2 separate regions of the Homo sapiens genome follow, and region 1 is linked to region 2. A link is a loop called in an ENCODE intact Hi-C map of the cell type or tissue named here. Cell type or tissue: CD14-positive monocyte. All regions are shown on one strand. Each heading gives the region's core, and the rest is flanking DNA. Links, peaks and the distances in the headings are about the cores only. Region 1 overlaps DCAF1 (DDB1 and CUL4 associated factor 1). Region 2 overlaps DCAF1 (DDB1 and CUL4 associated factor 1).

What was found. Hi-C counts contacts between places; a loop is a spot of excess contacts. Peaks named below come from ENCODE experiments on the same cell type or tissue, not always from the same donor. Only the 100,000 strongest peaks of a DNase experiment are listed, where the experiment ranks them.
Region 1: a loop joins it to region 2, with 2.0 times the contacts of the local background. A loop is called at or near these places in 4 of 110 quality-filtered maps.

The regions. Positions count from the first base shown.
Region 1 is chr3:51,481,138-51,489,359 of GRCh38, forward strand. It overlaps DCAF1 (DDB1 and CUL4 associated factor 1), which reads right to left. Exons shown (of 25, transcript NM_001387579.1): 3 at 2,582-2,699. The coding sequence starts at 2,691. Among named protein-coding and RNA genes, the nearest start is that of DCAF1, 15 kb to the right of the region's middle. In CD14-positive monocyte, for the core only: no CTCF peak of the experiment used is centred there; no DNase peak of the experiment used is centred there; H3K27ac peaks cover 301 bases.
Region 2 is chr3:51,420,669-51,428,890 of GRCh38, forward strand. It overlaps DCAF1 (DDB1 and CUL4 associated factor 1), which reads right to left. Exons shown (of 25, transcript NM_001387579.1): 13 at 6,704-6,873; 14 at 1,639-1,763; 15 at 1-329. Among named protein-coding and RNA genes, the nearest start is that of RBM15B, 33 kb to the left of the region's middle. In CD14-positive monocyte, for the core only: no CTCF peak of the experiment used is centred there; no DNase peak of the experiment used is centred there.

The sequences.
Region 1 (8,222 bases), core at 1,004-6,003, 59 kb after region 2:
TTTACAGCGAAAGAACTACAATATTATGAAAGTAAGCCACATCATAAATGGCCACATAGGCCACACTAAAAACTTTACATTTTACTCTGTAGGAAAAAGGAAGTCGGAGAAGAATGTAGGTATGAATGAAGGTAGGAAAATCCTATTTGTGTATGAGAAAAAGGAATCTTTCAGCAAGGGGGAGGATGTATTAAAAGAGGGTAAACTGGAGGGTAAACTTATAAGGCACACTGCTTAATGGGCCAGTCAAGACATGAGCAATACCTAATGCAGGCCAGGCGCAATGGCTCACTCCTGTAATCCCAGCACTTTGGGAGGCCGAGGTGGGTGGATCACCTGAGGTCAGGAGTTCAAGACCAGCCTGGCCAACATGGCAAAACCCTATCTCTACTAAAAAAAACAGAAAAATTAGCCGAGCATGGTGGCTTATGCCTGTAATCCCAGCTACTCCAGAGGCTCAGGCAGGAGAATCACTTGAACCTAGGAGGTGGGGGTTGCAGTGAGCCAAGATCGCACCACTGCCTGGGGCAGAGAGCAAGACTCCGTCTCAAAAAAAATGAAAGGTAAAATATGCCGGGCACAGTGGCTCACGCCTGTAATCCCAGCACTTTGAGAGGCCGAGGCAGTCAGGTCACTTGAGGTCAGGAGTTCGAGAACAGCCTGGCCAACATGGCAAAACCCCACCTCTACTAAAAATACAAAAATTAGCCAGCGTCGTGGCGGGCACCTGTAATCCCAGCTACTCAGGAGGCTGAGGCAGGGAGAATTGCTTGAACCTGGCAGGTGGAGGTTGTGGTGAGCCAAGATCATGCCAATGCACTCCAGCCTAGGCAACAGAGTGAGACTCCATCCCCCCAAAAAATAAAAACAAAAAAAGTTTTTCAGTTTAAAACCATTCAGTTTAAAACCAAGGTAGGGAATAAAAAAAGCATTAAGTTATGAATAAATGAGGAGACACACAGAAATGAGGATGATAAGCTCAATTTTGGACATGGTCTGTTTCAGGTATCTGTAGAAGAGCCAAGTAGGCCAGCACTGTGGCTTCGCCTGTAATCCCAGCACTTTGGGAGGCCGAGACAGGAGGATTGCTTGAGCCCAGATGTTCAAGACCAGACTGGGTAACACAGGGAGACCCTCCCTCTACAAAAAATTTAAAAATTAGTCAGGTGTGGTGGTGCACACCTGTGGTCTCATCTAGTAGGGAGGCTGAGGTAAGAAGATGGCTTGAGTCCAGGAGATCAAGGCTGCAGTGAGCTGAGATCATGCCACTACAGCCTGGTGACAGAGTGAGACCCTGTCTCCAAAAAAACAGAGCCAGAAGAGCCAGGTAAAGATATATTCACCAGGACGGGCGCAGTGGCTCACACCTGTAATCCCAGCACTTTGGGAGGCCAAGGCAGGTGAATCACCTGAGCTCAGGAGTTCAAGACCAGGCTGGCCAACATGGTGAAACCCCGTCTCTACTAAAAATACAAAAATTAGCCGGGTGTGGTGGCGTGCACCTGTAATCCCAGCTACTCGGGAGGCTGAGGCAGAAGAATAACTTGAACCCGGGAGGCGGAGGTTGCAGTGAGCCGAGATCGTGCCATTGCACTCCAGCCCAGGAGACAGTGCAACACTCCATCTCAAAAAAAAAAAAAAAAAAAAAGATACATTCACCAAACAGTTGGGAAATGAGTCTAATTTTTTTTATTTTTATTTTTTTAATTTAAAAATATGCTGGGCATGGTGGCTCACACCTGTAATCCCAGCACTTTGGGAGGCCAAGGCAGGTGGATCACCTGAGCTCAGGAGCTCAAGACCAGCCTGACCAACATGGTGAAACCCCGTCTCTACTAAAAAGATACAAAAATTAGCTGGGCGTGGTGACAAACGCCTGTAATCCCAGCTACTCAGGAGGCTGAAGCAGGAGAATTGCTTGAACCCAGGAGGCGGAGGTTACAGTAAGCTGAGATCACGCCATTGCACTCTAGCCTGGGCAACAAGAGCAAAACTCCGTATGAAAAAAAAAAAAAAAGCCAGGCTCAGTGGCTCACGCCTGTAATCCTAGCACTTTGGGAGGAGGCCAAGGCGGGTGTATCACCTAAGGTAAGGAGTTCGAGACCAGCCTGATCAACATGGTGAAACCCCGTCTCTACTAAAAAATATAAAAAGTAGCCGGGCATGGTGGTGGGAGCCTGTAATCCCAGCTACTTGGGAGGCTGAGGCAGGAGAACCCCTTGAACCCAGGAGACGGAGGTTGCAGTGAGCCGAGATCACACCATTGTACTCCAGCCTGGGCAACAAAGCAAAACTCTGACTCAAAAAAAAAAAATTAAATTAAATTAAATAAGAAAATTAAACAGCTTCAGGAAGTAGGGAGATAAAGACTAAATCTGAGGAAAGAAAAAAATTGATTTAGAATTTACAGTCTAGGTGAAAATGTTCCTATGCTATTCTCCACACCAATTTTTGCTTCTTTTTAAACTAGTTTGTGTGTGTGTGTGTGTGTGTGTGTGTGTGTGTGTGTATGAAGAAATCTAGCGTATGAGTTGTGTCCGAGGTTTTTTATTAAACTAGGTTTTAAAAAAGTTATTCATACCTGGTAAGGATAGGTACCATGTCCTGCCCACTGCCATGTTCCTTTTCCCACTGCTCCAGCAGGGTAGTGAGCTCAGCTTTGGAGTCCACATGTACCACTACTGTAGTCATGGCTTTGCCTAAGGAAGCAAAAATAAAAATAAAAAAGACAACCAATAAATGAACACAAGCAAATAAAAGTGAAGAAGGGGTAGAAAAGGACGAGAAGGCAAGAGAAAAAATTAAAAAGGGAAATTTAACCCCTTGAACCCTTTGGATTTATTTGTGGTACAGCAGAAAACTCGGGATACTCATCAAGCCTAGATACCCATTCAGTAGTGATGAACAAGTACTTTCGCCTTTCTCAGCCTCAGCTTCAACTGTCAAATGAGGCAAGAAGCTGGATCAAAACAGTGATTCTTAACCTTTTGAGGAGTCCCTTTGAAAATGAGACAAAAAATATGGTACCTTTCCCTCATCAAAAATGCATTTACCACCAGGCATGGTGGCTCACACCTGTAATCCCAGCACTTTGGGAGGCTGGGGCAGGTGGATCACCTGAGGTCAGGAGTTCGGGACCAGCCTGGCCAACATGATGAAACCCTGTCTCTACTAAAAATACAAAAATTATCTGGACATGGTGGCAGGTGACTGTAATCCCAGCTACTTGGGAGGCTGAGGCAGGAGAATCACTTGAACCTGGGAGGTAGAGGTTGCAGTGAGCCGAGATCACACCATTGCACTCCAGCTTGGGCGACAGAGCAAGACTCCGTCTCAAAAAGAAAAAAAAATAGATTTACCTAATGCCTACCTGTAATATATACAATAATCCCAGGCCTAGATCTCTGAGGTCTAAAACTTTGTGCTTACATTTTTTTAAGCACAAAATGTGGCCAAAACTACTCCCAAAATATTTTGCTCGTTAGTCCTTTGAGGGAAGTTCTATCAAAGATAAACAGCATGGCACACTCCTGTTTAATTTTTTCTTTTTTTTTTTTTTTTTTGAGATGGAGTCTCACTCTGTCACCCAGGCTGGAGTGCAATGGCACAATCTCGGCTCACTGAAACCTCCACCTCTCGGGTTCAAGCAATTCTCCTGCCTCAGCCTCCCGAGTAGCTGGAATTACAGGCGCCCGCCACCATGCCTGGCTAATTTTTGTACATTTAGTAGAGACGCAGTTTCACCACGCTGGCCAGGCTAGTCTCAAACTCCGTTTTTTGTTTTGTTTTTTTTTTGAGACAGAGTTTCACTCTTACTGCCCAGGCTGGAGTGCAATGGCACAATCTCGGCTCACTGCAACCTCTGCCTCCCGGGTTCAAGCAATTCTCCTGCCTCAGCCTCCCAAGTAGCTAGGATTACAGGCATGCACCACCACGCCCAGCTAATTTTTGTATTTTAGTAGAAACAGGGTTTCACCATGTTGGTCAGGCTGATCTCGAACTCCTGACCTCAGGTGATCCACCCGCCTCAGCCTCCCAAAGTGCTGGGATTACAGGCGTGACCCACCGCGCCCAGCTCTGTTAATTCTTAAAGAGAAGGCCAAGAAATGAAATGGACACTACTGCCAGCATGAAAGTGGAGAAGGAACACTATAAAACTCATTTATCCTTCAAGCTTCCTAACCTCTCTCACAGCTGATTTCCTGGAAAGAAGAGGCTAGAAGAGAGGCAGAGAAGGTTGGCTGGGTTGAGTGGTTCAAACTAGGAATGCAGAAGGGCAGGGAGCTGAGGTGAGCTTTGGAGGACCAAATAAGACACCCACATATGAGAGGCTTATAAGGGGATCCAAAAGGGATAAATGAGACGCAAATGTTTGACAGGTTATGGCATCAACTTCTTTATAAAAGTAGCCTTAAAATCAAAATGTCATATTCTGCCACGCAAAATGCGTATCTTCTCAGAAACAGCAACCATTCCATAAAGAGTTTCACATCAGACAGGAATTACTAGCTGATCTAAAATGAACTCTTCTAAAGATATCTACCATAAAACCAAAAGAAATACATGTAAAAGATGATATCATTATTGCATTGCATTATTGCATTGTATTATAAAATGCAAATATTTATGTTTTAATCAAGTAGATGCAATTCCAATAGTAGTGATTCATGTCACCTGGATTACACATAACTCCAAAGGAAAATACCTGCCCTACCCCAAAAATTGAACAAAATCAAAAAGATTATTTATTTTTTTTTTTTTTTTTTTTTTTTTGAGGCAGAGTTTTGCTTTGTCGCCAGGCTGGAGCGCAGTGGCGCCATCTCGGCTCACTGTAACGTCTACCTGCTGGGTTCAAGCGATTTTCCTGCCTCAGCCTCCCAAGTAGCTGGGACTACATGCTTGTACCACCACGCCAGCAAATTTTTTGTATTTTTAGGAGAGACGGGCTTTCACCGTGTTAGCCAGGATGGTCTCAATCTCCTGACCTCATGATCTGCCTGCCTTGGCCTCCCAAAGTGCTGGGATTACAGCTGTGAAAACCACACCCGGCAGATTCTTTTTTTTTTTTTTTTTTTTTAAGGATCTCACTCTGCCTCCCAGGCTTGAGTGCAGTAGCGCGGTCCCAGCTCACTGCAGCCTCAACCACCTGGGCTCAAGTGATCCTCCCACCTCAGCCTCCAGAGTAGCTGAGATTACAGTATGTGTTGCCATGCCCAGCTTATTTTTATTTTTATTATTTGTTCAGGTGGGGTCTCACTGTTGCCCAGGCTGGCCTCAAACTCCTGACCTCAGGTGATCCTCCTGCCTTAGCCCCCCAAAGTGCTGAGACAACAGGTGTGAGCCACCACACCCCGCCATATTTTCAGACTTTCTAACCAAAGCCACAAAAAGGAAATGCTGTAGGTGTGACAGACTAATATGGACTTCTGACTTCAACCTGAGAAAACTCAGGTTGCATATTTTACTGCTATCTACTAACTATACATACGTTGTTATTTTTATTTTTATTTTTTTGAGATGGCATCTTGCTCTGTCACCCAGGCTGGAGTGCAGTGGCACGATCTCGGCTCACTGCGACCTCCATCTCCCAGGTTCAAGTGATTCTTCTGCCTCAGTCTCCCGAGTAGCTGGGACTACAGATACACGCCAGCATGCCCGGCTAATTTTTGTATTTTTAGTAGAGATAGAGTTTCACCATATTGGCCAGGCTGGTCTCGAACTCCTGACCTCATGATCCGCCTGCCTCGGCCTCCCAAAGTGCTGGGATTACAGGCATGAGCCACTGTGCTTGGCCTCGATAAATATATTTTTAAAACAAACTTTTTTTCTTTTCTTTTCTTTTTTTTTTTAAGACAGAGTCACACTCTGTCGCCAGGCTGGAGTGCAGTGGCACAATCTCAGCTCACTATAACCTCCACATCCCGGATTCAAGCGAGCGATTCTCCCACCTCAGACTCCCAAGTAGCTGGGATTACAGGCGCACACCACCACACCCAGCTAATTTTTGTATTTTTAGTAGAGACAGGGTTTCACCATGTTGGCCAGTCTGGTCTCGATCTCTTGACCGCGTGATCCGCCCACCTCAGCTTCCTAAAGTGCTGGGATTACAGGCGTGAGCCACTGTGCCCAGCCAAAACAAACTTTTTATGTGGAGTAATTTTAGATTTACAGAAAAGCTGCAAAGATAGTACACAGTGTTCCCACATACCTCTCACCCAGTTCAGTTTTCCCTCATGTTACCATATTATAGTGGTACACTGTCAAAATTAAGAAACCAACATTGTTACATTATTATTAACTAAACTCCAGACCTGATTCAGATTTCACCATTTTTCAAATCATGTGCTTTGTTCCATGATCTCATCTAGGATACACTGCATTCAGCTGTCATGTCTATCTACTGTCCTCTGGTCTATGATAGATAGTTTGGGGATTTGTTTTTGTTTTACATGACCTTGACAATCTTGAAGAGTACTAGCCAGGCTGGTAGAATGTGGCAACAATTTAACCAATTCTTTCTTCCTTTTTCTTCTCTCCTCTTTCTCTCTCTCTCTCCTCTTTCCTCTCCCTTTTTTTCTTTTTTAAAGACAGGGTCCCCCTCCTATGTTGCCTAGGCTGGTCGTGAACTCCTGGGCTCAAGCAATCTTCCTGCCTCAGCCTCCCAAAGTGCTAGGATTACAGGGACAAACCACCACGCCCAGCCTACCAAACTATTTATTTATTTATTTATTTATTTATTTATTTGGAGACGGAGTCTTGCTCTGTCGCCCAGACTGGAGTGCAGAGGCGTGATCTTGACTCACTGCAACCTCCACCTCCTGGGTTCAAGCGATTCTCCTGCCTCAGCTTCCCGAATAGCTGGGGCTACAGGCACGCGCCATCATGCCCGGCTAATTTTTGTACTTTTAGTAGAGACGGGGTTTCACCATGTTGGCCAGGCTGGTCTTGAACTCCTGACCTCACACAACCCGCCTGCCTCGGCATCCCAAAATGCTGGTATTACAGGCATGAACCACTGCACCAGGCCTACCAAACATTTAAAGAAGAATTAACACCAATCCTTCTCAAACTTCTCCAAAACCTGAAGAGGAAAGATACTTCCTAATTCATTCCATGAAACCATCATTACTGATACCAAAGCCAAATAAAGATATCACAAGAAAAGAAAGCTACAGCCTGATGTCCTTTATGACTGCAGACATAAAAATCCTCAACAAAATACTAGCAAACAGAATCCAACAGCATATTAAGAAAATTAAGGCCAGGCACATGGCTCACGCCTGTAATCCCAGCACTTTGGGAGGCCAAGGCGGGTGGATCATGAGGTCAGGAGTTCGAGACCAGCCTGGCCAACATGGTGAAACCCTGTCTCTACTAAAAATACAAAAATTAGGCCTGGCACGGTGGCTCACGCCAGCAGTTTGGGAGGCCAAGGCAGGCAGATCACCTGAGGTCAGGGGTTCCAGACTACCCTGGCCAACATGGCGAAACCCCGTCTCTACTAAAAACACAAAAATTAGCCGGGCATGGTGGCACGCACCTGTAATTCCAGCTACTTGGGAGGGTGAGGCAGGAGAATCGCTTGAACACAGGAGGCAGAGGTTGCAGTGAGCCAAGATCGCGCCACTGCACTCCAGCCTAGGTGACAGAGCAAAACTCCGTCTACAAAAAAAAAAAATTATCCGGGCGTGGTGGTGTGCGCCTGTAATCCCAGCTACTCAGGAGGCTGAGGTAGGAGAATTGCTTGAACCTGGGAGGCGGAGGTTGCAGTAAGCCAAGATAGCACCACTGCATTCCAGTCTGCGCGACAGGGCGAGACTCCGTCTCGGGTGGGGCAGGGGGAGTAACACTCAATAAACTAGGAACGGAAGAGACCTTCTAGAACATGATAAAGGGGATTATGAACAACACTACACTCCATGGTGAAAGACTGAAAGCTTTGCCCCAAAAATCGGAAACCAGACAACAATGTCTGCCTTTGCCATTTCTATTAAAACACTGTACTGGAGTCCTCCGCCTGGCGTGGTGGCTCACACCTGTAATCCCGGCGCTTTGGGAGGCCAAGGCAGATAGATCACTTGAGAACAGGAGTTTGAGACCAGCCTGGCCAACATGGTGAAATCTCGTCTCCAGTAAAAATAAAAAATTAGCAGGGCATGATGGGGCACACCTGTAATCCCAGGTATTCAGTAGGCTGAGGCATGAGAATTGCTTGAATCGAA
Region 2 (8,222 bases), core at 2,135-7,134:
GCGAGACAGGCCCACTAGGGCTTTGCAGGCCAGGGCCCGGATTTGGTCTGCATCTGTGATGGGCATCTTAATGGACAGTAAGGACAGGAGCACCTTGATGCCGTTGTTGGACTGAACCACATTCCACATCTTGGCCAGGGTGTGCTCACTGCTTTTAGGGTTCTGAGGCAGCTTTCTCCGAGGAGTACCAGAGATAAATTTACCAATACTGGATATTCGGTTATCTGGGCCACACACACAATTGATGATAATCTGAAGTGCTGACTTCTGAATTTCAGCATCATGGATGAAGAACTCACCCTCAGCCACTCCCAAAATAATGCTGATACCTAATGGGAAAAAAAATTATGTATTATTCACCATAAAACTAATGGCCAACTTCAATAGTTGTTCCAGAGTCAAAATTTGGTGTTCTACTCACTTTTACTTTAAAAAACTATATTACTTTTGTAAAAACTGCAAGGGTTTGTATAAAGTGCAGACAGTTCTACTACAATGTATTTTTATGGTATCTCATATGCAGTTATTAAATAGGGAAATCATGTCATAATTATGGAAAAGTAATCAAGGTTCATGTGCAATTTTTTCTGGTTTTATTATTTTTTTGAGGCAGAGTCTCGCTCTGTCGCCCAAGCTGGAGTGCAGTGGCGTGATCTTGGCTCACTGCAACCTCCGCCTCCCGAGTTCAAGTGATTCTCCTGCCTCATCCCTGCAAAGAGCTGGGATTACAGGCGCCTGTCACCACGCCCAGCTAATTTTTGTATTTTTAGTAGAGGTGGGGTTTCACCATGTTGGCCAGTCTGGTCTGGAACTCCTGACCTCAGGTGATCCACCCGCCTCGGCCTCCCAAAGTTTTGGGATTACAGGTGTGAGCCACTGTGCTCGACCTTTTCTGGTTTATTAATTTTAATACACTAAAACCTTAGGAACGGAGAAAGCCCTCGGTTGGGCTGCTACTGTGGAAGCAGAACCCTTTCCACTCTATTTTAAGAAAATTAAAAACCAAGTGCCTGTGTCTTAGTCCTATCCTGCATCTTGTCCCATCACACGACTTCCCATGCTCACCCCAGCAGTGCCCTGATCAGCCTTGCTCTTAATAAAGTATATTATCAAAGTATATTTTCCTTTTTTTATATATGTATGACGGTTTCTACCCATTTTGAGCTACCTGCCAATTACTGACTCAGGTTACAAAACTGCTTACTTTGTTGTTTTTTTTTCCCTTTAACTCCTGGAAAGCTGTGATGCTTAAGTTTTTTACTATCTGCCTCAACCCATTTTTCCCATGAACTTTATTTTTAGTGCAAGACTCTTCAGAGTGTGAGCTTTTCAGGAAAGCTATAATATACCATTATAGCAGAAATGCCAGTACCACTCAGAAAACCTGAGTTTACTAGCATGACTCCCTTACATCAAACTATCTGGTCCTACATTTGTATTTTTGTTTTTTGGTTTTTTTTTTTAAATTAGTTCCTGATCTGCTGAATGGTACTCCTTATAAAGGACAGACAAGGAGCCCCCCTCTACTACTTCTGTTCTAAAATCCAAAATTAGGTCAGGTAAGTAACCAAGACCAGAGTGGCAAAGAAAAAACAAATCCAGACCAAGAAACAACAAAAATGGCAAAGTACAACCTACCTACAGTAGAGACTGTAGATCCAGCCTCATCCAACACGTCCACTGATTCTGCCAACTGGAGCTGGATTTTTGGCACCACAGTAAGAATAGCCAGGACATCCAAAGCAAAGCGCACAGTGTCATTCCTGGACAGGAAGAATTAGTCAAAGGGAAATTAGAGTATAGCCACAAGAATCAAGAGAGACAGAGAGAGAGACACACAGACAGATAGACACATACACACAGAGACAATAAATCAGAAGCACTACCAGTGTGGCTCTATCTCAAGCTGTCGCATCAAGAGAGGATTTTATAGTCACCATGACATTACTTCCAAAAAATATAGCAATGGAATTTTTACCTATTAAACTTCTATGATAAAAAACATAGAATAATCCTGAATCCTTTCATCCTAGTGAAAACATATAGAGACACGTACTCTCAAAGTTTTGGTGAGAGTAGAAATTAGTACACTCTTTCCAGAAAGTAATCTGGAGGCCAGGCACGGTGGCTCAAGCCTATAATCCCAACACTTTAGGAGGCCAAGGTGGGAGGATCACTTGAACCCAGGAGTTTGAGACCAGAATGGGCAACATGGTTTTATCTTTTTCTATAAAAAAAAAATATAAGATATTAGCCGGGTGTGGTAGCACGTGCCTGTAGTCCCAGCTTCTCAGGAGGCTGAGGTGGGAGGATCACCTATGCCCAGGAAGTTGAGGCTGTGGTGAGCCGTGATTACACCACTGCACTCCAGTCTGGGCAACAGAGTGAGAGCCTGTCTCGAAAAACAAAAAAAAAGAAAAATGAAAAAAAAGAAGAAAAAGAAAGTAATCTGGAAATATGAAACAAGATTCTTAAAATGTTCATAAACCTTGTCCTAGAAATTTCACCTCTGACAATCTGTCCTAAAGAAATAATCAGGCCAGGGCCAGGCGTGGTCTCATGCCTGTAATCCTAGTGCTTTGGGAGGCTGAGGCGGGCAGATTGCCTGAGCTCAGGAGTTCAAGACTAGCCTGGGCAACATGGCCAAACCCTGTCACTACTAAAATAAAAATTAAAAAAATAAATTACCCAGGCTTAGTGGCGGGCGCCTGTAGTCCCAGCTACTCGGGAGGTTGAGGCAGGAGAATTGCTTGAACCCAGGAGGCGGAAGTTGCAGTGAGCTGAGATTGAGCCACCGCACTCCAGCTCGGGCCACAGAGAGAGACTCTGTCTCCACAAAAAAAAAAAAAGAAAAGAAAAAAGACTCAGGCCGGGTGCAGTGGCTCACGCCGGTAATCACAACAATTTGGGAGGCTGAGGCAGGCGGATGACCTGAGGTCAGGAATTCAAGACCAGCCTGGCCAACATGTTGAAACCCCATCTCTATTAAAAAATACAAAAACCAGCCAGGCATGGTGGTGGGCATCTGTAATCCCAGCTACTCAGGAGGCTGAGGCAGGAAGAACTGCTTGAATCTGGGAGGCAGAGGCTACAGTGAGCCAAGATCACACCACTGCACTCGAGCTTGGTCAACACAGTGAGACTCCGTTTCAAAAAAAAAAAAAAAAAGAAAGAAAGAAATAATCAGAAGAATTTATGTATTAAGATGTTCATTAGCCACATTAAAATAGCAAAAGAATGAGAAAACCCACATAGACAAGAGCACCATATGTGTTAGAGTATAGTACACTCATAAACTACAGCCATTGACAATCATTTTCAAAGAACCCTAAAGAATGAGGGAAAGGGTTCAAAATACAACATTAATGATATAAAAATAAAAAATGTAAGATATAAAATTAAAAATCTGACAATACCAAGTACTGGCAAGAAAGTAGAGAAATGTTGGATGTCTTTTGTAGTTAAAAAAGAAAAAACCGGCTGGGTGTGGTGGGAGACCAGGGCAGGTGGATCACGAGGTCAGGAGTTCAAGACCAGCCTGGCCAATATGGTGAAACCCTGTCTCTACTAAAAATACAAAAATTAGCTGGGCATGGTAGTGGGCGCCTGTAGTCCCAGTTACTCAGGAGGCTGAAGCAGGAGAATCGCTTGAACCCAGGAGGCGGAGGTTGCCATAAGCCGAGATTGCACCACTACTGCACTCCAGCCTGGGTGACAGAGCAAGACTCTGCCTCAAAAAAAAAAAAGAAAAAAAAAAGTAGAGAAATGAAAGCTCCTATATATTGCTGGTGGGGGATGACAATGGTATGAACATTTTTAGAAGCAATTTGGCAATATCCAATAAAGGTAAGAACACAGACACCCTACAAACCAGATGCTCTACATCATATCCTCAAGAGAGCCTCCAAAAGGAGGTTCATGATACCATTTATTTAATAGCCAAAAAAACCAAACAAAAACACTAAATTAGCCATCAATGGCAGAATAAACTGCAGTATAGAAATACAGCATTTTAAATAAATATCAACATATATAAATCTCAAGAATATAAGGGTAAAAAAAGCAAGCTGTGAAAGATGAACTTAGGAAAATATTTATAATTTAAAAACATGCAAAGCAGTATGACGTTATTATTTATGAACACACAGATATATATAGTATAAAAACATGAGTGGGGAGAATATGGTTCAAATTCAGAAGATGGGTGACTCTGGGGAGGCAGAAAAAGAACTGAGCCAAAAGCAAATACAACAACATGCCAATCCTGGTTAATGATGGAGCAGTTGTTAAACTATTCTCTGTGCCTTTCTATGTTTTGAAAATATTCATAAAAAAGATGAATTTGATTAAAAGTATAATATTAATTATGTGTATTTGCAAATATTACGTAGTGAATGCTAAGAGTAATTTTCTTTTCTCTTTAAAAGATTCTGCATATTCTAAAGCAGAAACATTTATTAATTTTATTTCTAAAAATAAATTTTTAAAATCAAGGACATATTTTTTCAATAATCCAAATACAGGCCGGACCGTGTTTCATGCCTATAATCCCAGCACATTGAGAGGCTGAGGCAGGCAGATCACTCAAGGCCAGGAGTTCGAGACCAGCCTGGCCAACATGGCAAAACCCCGTCTCTACTAAAAAATGCAAAAAGTAGCTGGGCTTGGTGGTGCGTGTCTGTAATCCCAGCTACTTCAGAGACTGAGGCACAAGAATCACTTGAACCTGGGAGGTGGAGGTTGGAGTGAGCCAAGATCCTGCCACTGCACTCCAGCCTGGGCAACAGAGCAAGACTCTGTCTCCAAAACCAACAAAAAAATAAATAAACACAGATGTACCAGTTTAAAAAATGTATTTATACCCTTTCTAGTTATCTTGTAAGCTGTCATCTTTTTTTTTTTTTTTTTTTTGGAGACAGAGTCTTGCTCTGTTGCCCCGGCTAAAGTGCAGTGGCACCATCTTGGCTCACTGCATTCTCTACCTCCTGGGCTCAAGCAATCCTCCCACCTCAGCGTCCCTAGTAGCTGGGACTACAGACATGCGGCAACACACCAGGCTAATTTTTTTTATTTTTGGTAGAGATGGGGTTTCACCATATTGCCCAGGCTGGTCTCGAACTCCTGATCTCAAGCAATCTGCCCGTCTCAGCCTCCCTAAGTGCTGGGATTACAGGTATGAACCACCACGCCTGGCCTATCATCACTTTTTAAACAATTCTCCAAATAAATATAATAACCTACTTTTCCAATATTCTAAAACAGCACTTCTCAAAGTATAGTCTGGAGACCTCTAGAAGTCTGAGACCCTTTCAGAAGGTCCTGTGAAGTCAAAGCTATTTTCGTAATAATAAGATGTCACTTTCCTTTTGCACTCTCATTCTCTCATTGCATAGTAAGAGAGTCTTCCAGAGATGATGTGATGTCACAAAAACTGAATACAGAAGCAGATATGAGATATTAGGCCAGACATTTTTTCAAACTTGCTAAAATTATCTGGTTTTATTTTGGAAATTTTTCATGAATAACGCAAACATGCAATGGGTTCACTTTTTTTTTTTTGAGATGAAGACTTGCTCTGTCGCCTAGGCTGGAGTACAGTGGCGTGATCTCAGCTCCCTGCAACCTCTGCCTCCTGGGTTCAATTGATTCTCCTGCCTCAGCCTCCCAGGTAGCTGGGACTACAGGTGCGTAACACCACCCCCGGCTAATTTTTCTATTTTTAGTAGAGATGGGGTTTCACCACATTGCCCAGGCTGGTCTCAAACTTCGGACCTCAAGTGATCTGCCCACCTCGTCCTTCCAAAGTGCTGAAATTACAAGCATGAGCCACTGTGCCTGGCCCACATTTTTAATGCATAAATATTTTTACATTTTCTGTTTTAATTTCTAATACTGATAGATATAACACAAAAACAAAAGCCTTTTAGAGTTCTCAGTAATTATTAATATGGTAAAGGTATCTTGAAACCAAAAAGTTTAATAACACCTGCTCCAAGAGTACCTTACAATATTTAAATGCTGGGATTTAACAAACTTACTATATTCCCCTAAATAAGCCCCTCTCTTATCTTTATGGCAGTGAGTGAATAGGAAAAGAAGGTCAAGCACTCTGTTTATAAACTTTTTTACTATCTTCTCTTAAGACCCCATCTTTTTCAAAACAGTTTTATTTCTTTTTATATCATCTTCAAATAGAACCTACCCAGTTTCCTGATTACATCAGCCACCCTTTTCTGGGCCTTGTCCTGCTCTGCCTTAAACTAATTTGTGAAAATCCTAACAGTATGTCGAATTCCAAGAGTAAAAGGACAATTTTATATGAACGTAATATAAACATTATATATGGTTGTCAAGTAGTAGCAAGACACTTTAAGTACTAAAGAATCCTGGACTCCAGGCTCAAGACAAGACTTTAACCCCAGCTCTGCAGCTGTGGCCGTGTAAATCATGTACCTTCTCCGACAGTACAGAGGCTAATCCTTGCCTATTATGCAAATTTTACAATCACCAAGACCATATATATGAACAAGTGTGCTGTAAATTAAAAATCATATTTTCATGCCTAATCTAATTTCTCAGATTCAAGTCCAAAATTTCAATTCAATTCAACAAATGTTTGTTAAGCATATACAATGTGCAAACCAACATCAACTTTAACAAAAAGATGCATCAAACTTCATTTGAAATCTCTCTCTGGTCCCACCTTGCATAATAGGTCTTCCAATTGCAGGCAATAGAAATAAGCTGCAACAAGAGTTGCACACAAGAAAGTTTGAGGAAAACTTCAGCTGGTTCCCAATATAGCTGCGCTGGGCCATATTCTATCAAAAATTCCATCATTTCCACAATCTGTTCATGAGTATATGAGCATGCCTATAAGGAGAGATATATAGTATTATTATTATATATAACTCTACATCTGCCTACTACCTCCTTGAGCACAGCTCACTGGCCAAGAGATTTTATTTTATTTACTTATTTCAAGACAGGGTCTCACTTTGCTGCCCAGGCTGGAGGGCAGTGGCTTGATCACGGCTCACTGTAGCCTCAATCTCCCAGGCTCAAGCTGCCCTCCTGTCTCAGCATCCCAAGTAGCTAGAACCACAGGCACATGCCACCACACCCAGCTAATTATTTTATTTTTTGTAGAGACAGGGTCTCATTTTGTTGCCCATGCTGGAGTGCAGTGGCATGATCATAGCTCACTGCAGCCCTGAACTCCTAGACTCAAGCGATCCTCCCACCTCAGCCTCCTCAAGTGCTGGAATTACAGGCATGAGCCACCATGCTTGGCCAAGGTTTTAATTATAAATTAAATAATAATACCTTTCAAATTCCACAATTCTTGAGTCAAAAGCCCATATGTGAAGTAATGACCATAGATTGCTTAATCTTTTATCTTATTTATAACTAGACTCACAATATGATTTGTCCAAAAAGATAACAAAAGTTTCCTTTGTGCATATAAGTTACAGCTTAAGAGAAAGAAGCATCATGTGACTGATTTCAATTTGTGACTTTTTTTTTTCTTGAGACTGGTTCTCACTCTGTTGCCCAGACTGGAGTGCCATAGCCCGATCACGTGCGGCCTCAAACCCCCAGACTCGAGTGACTCTCCCATCTCAGCCTCCCAAGTAGCTGACACAGGTGTACCACCATGCCCTTTTTTTTTTTTTTTTTTTTGAGACAGTCTCTGCCCAGACTGGAGTGCAGTGATATGATCGTAGCTCACTGCAGTCTTGAACTCCTGGGTTCAAATGATCCTCCCACCTCTGCCTCCCAAGTAGCTAGAACTACAGATGCACACCACAGGGCCCAGCCAATTTTTAAAATTTTTGTAAAGACAGGGTCTCACTATTGTTGCCCAGGCTGGTCTCAAGAAATCTGCTGGTGATTTTTTAAAAAACATGCAGCTACTCGTCATTATCCCAAAACATATCAAATTCCACAATGATAGTGAAGTGGAGTTATAAACACATTTTCAGAAAAGAAATTCTGCACAGAAGGCAAATCATCTAGTACTTTTCATACAAAAAAGCTCTTTGCCAGGTACAGTGGCTCACACCTGTAATTCTAGCACTTTGGGAGGTCGAGGTGGGAGGACTGCTTGAGTCCAGGAGTTCCAAGACCAGCCAGGACAACATAGTGAGACCCCCATCTCCACAAAAAAATTTAAAAATTAGCTGGGTGTGGTGGTGTGTGCCTATAGTCCCCCAACTACT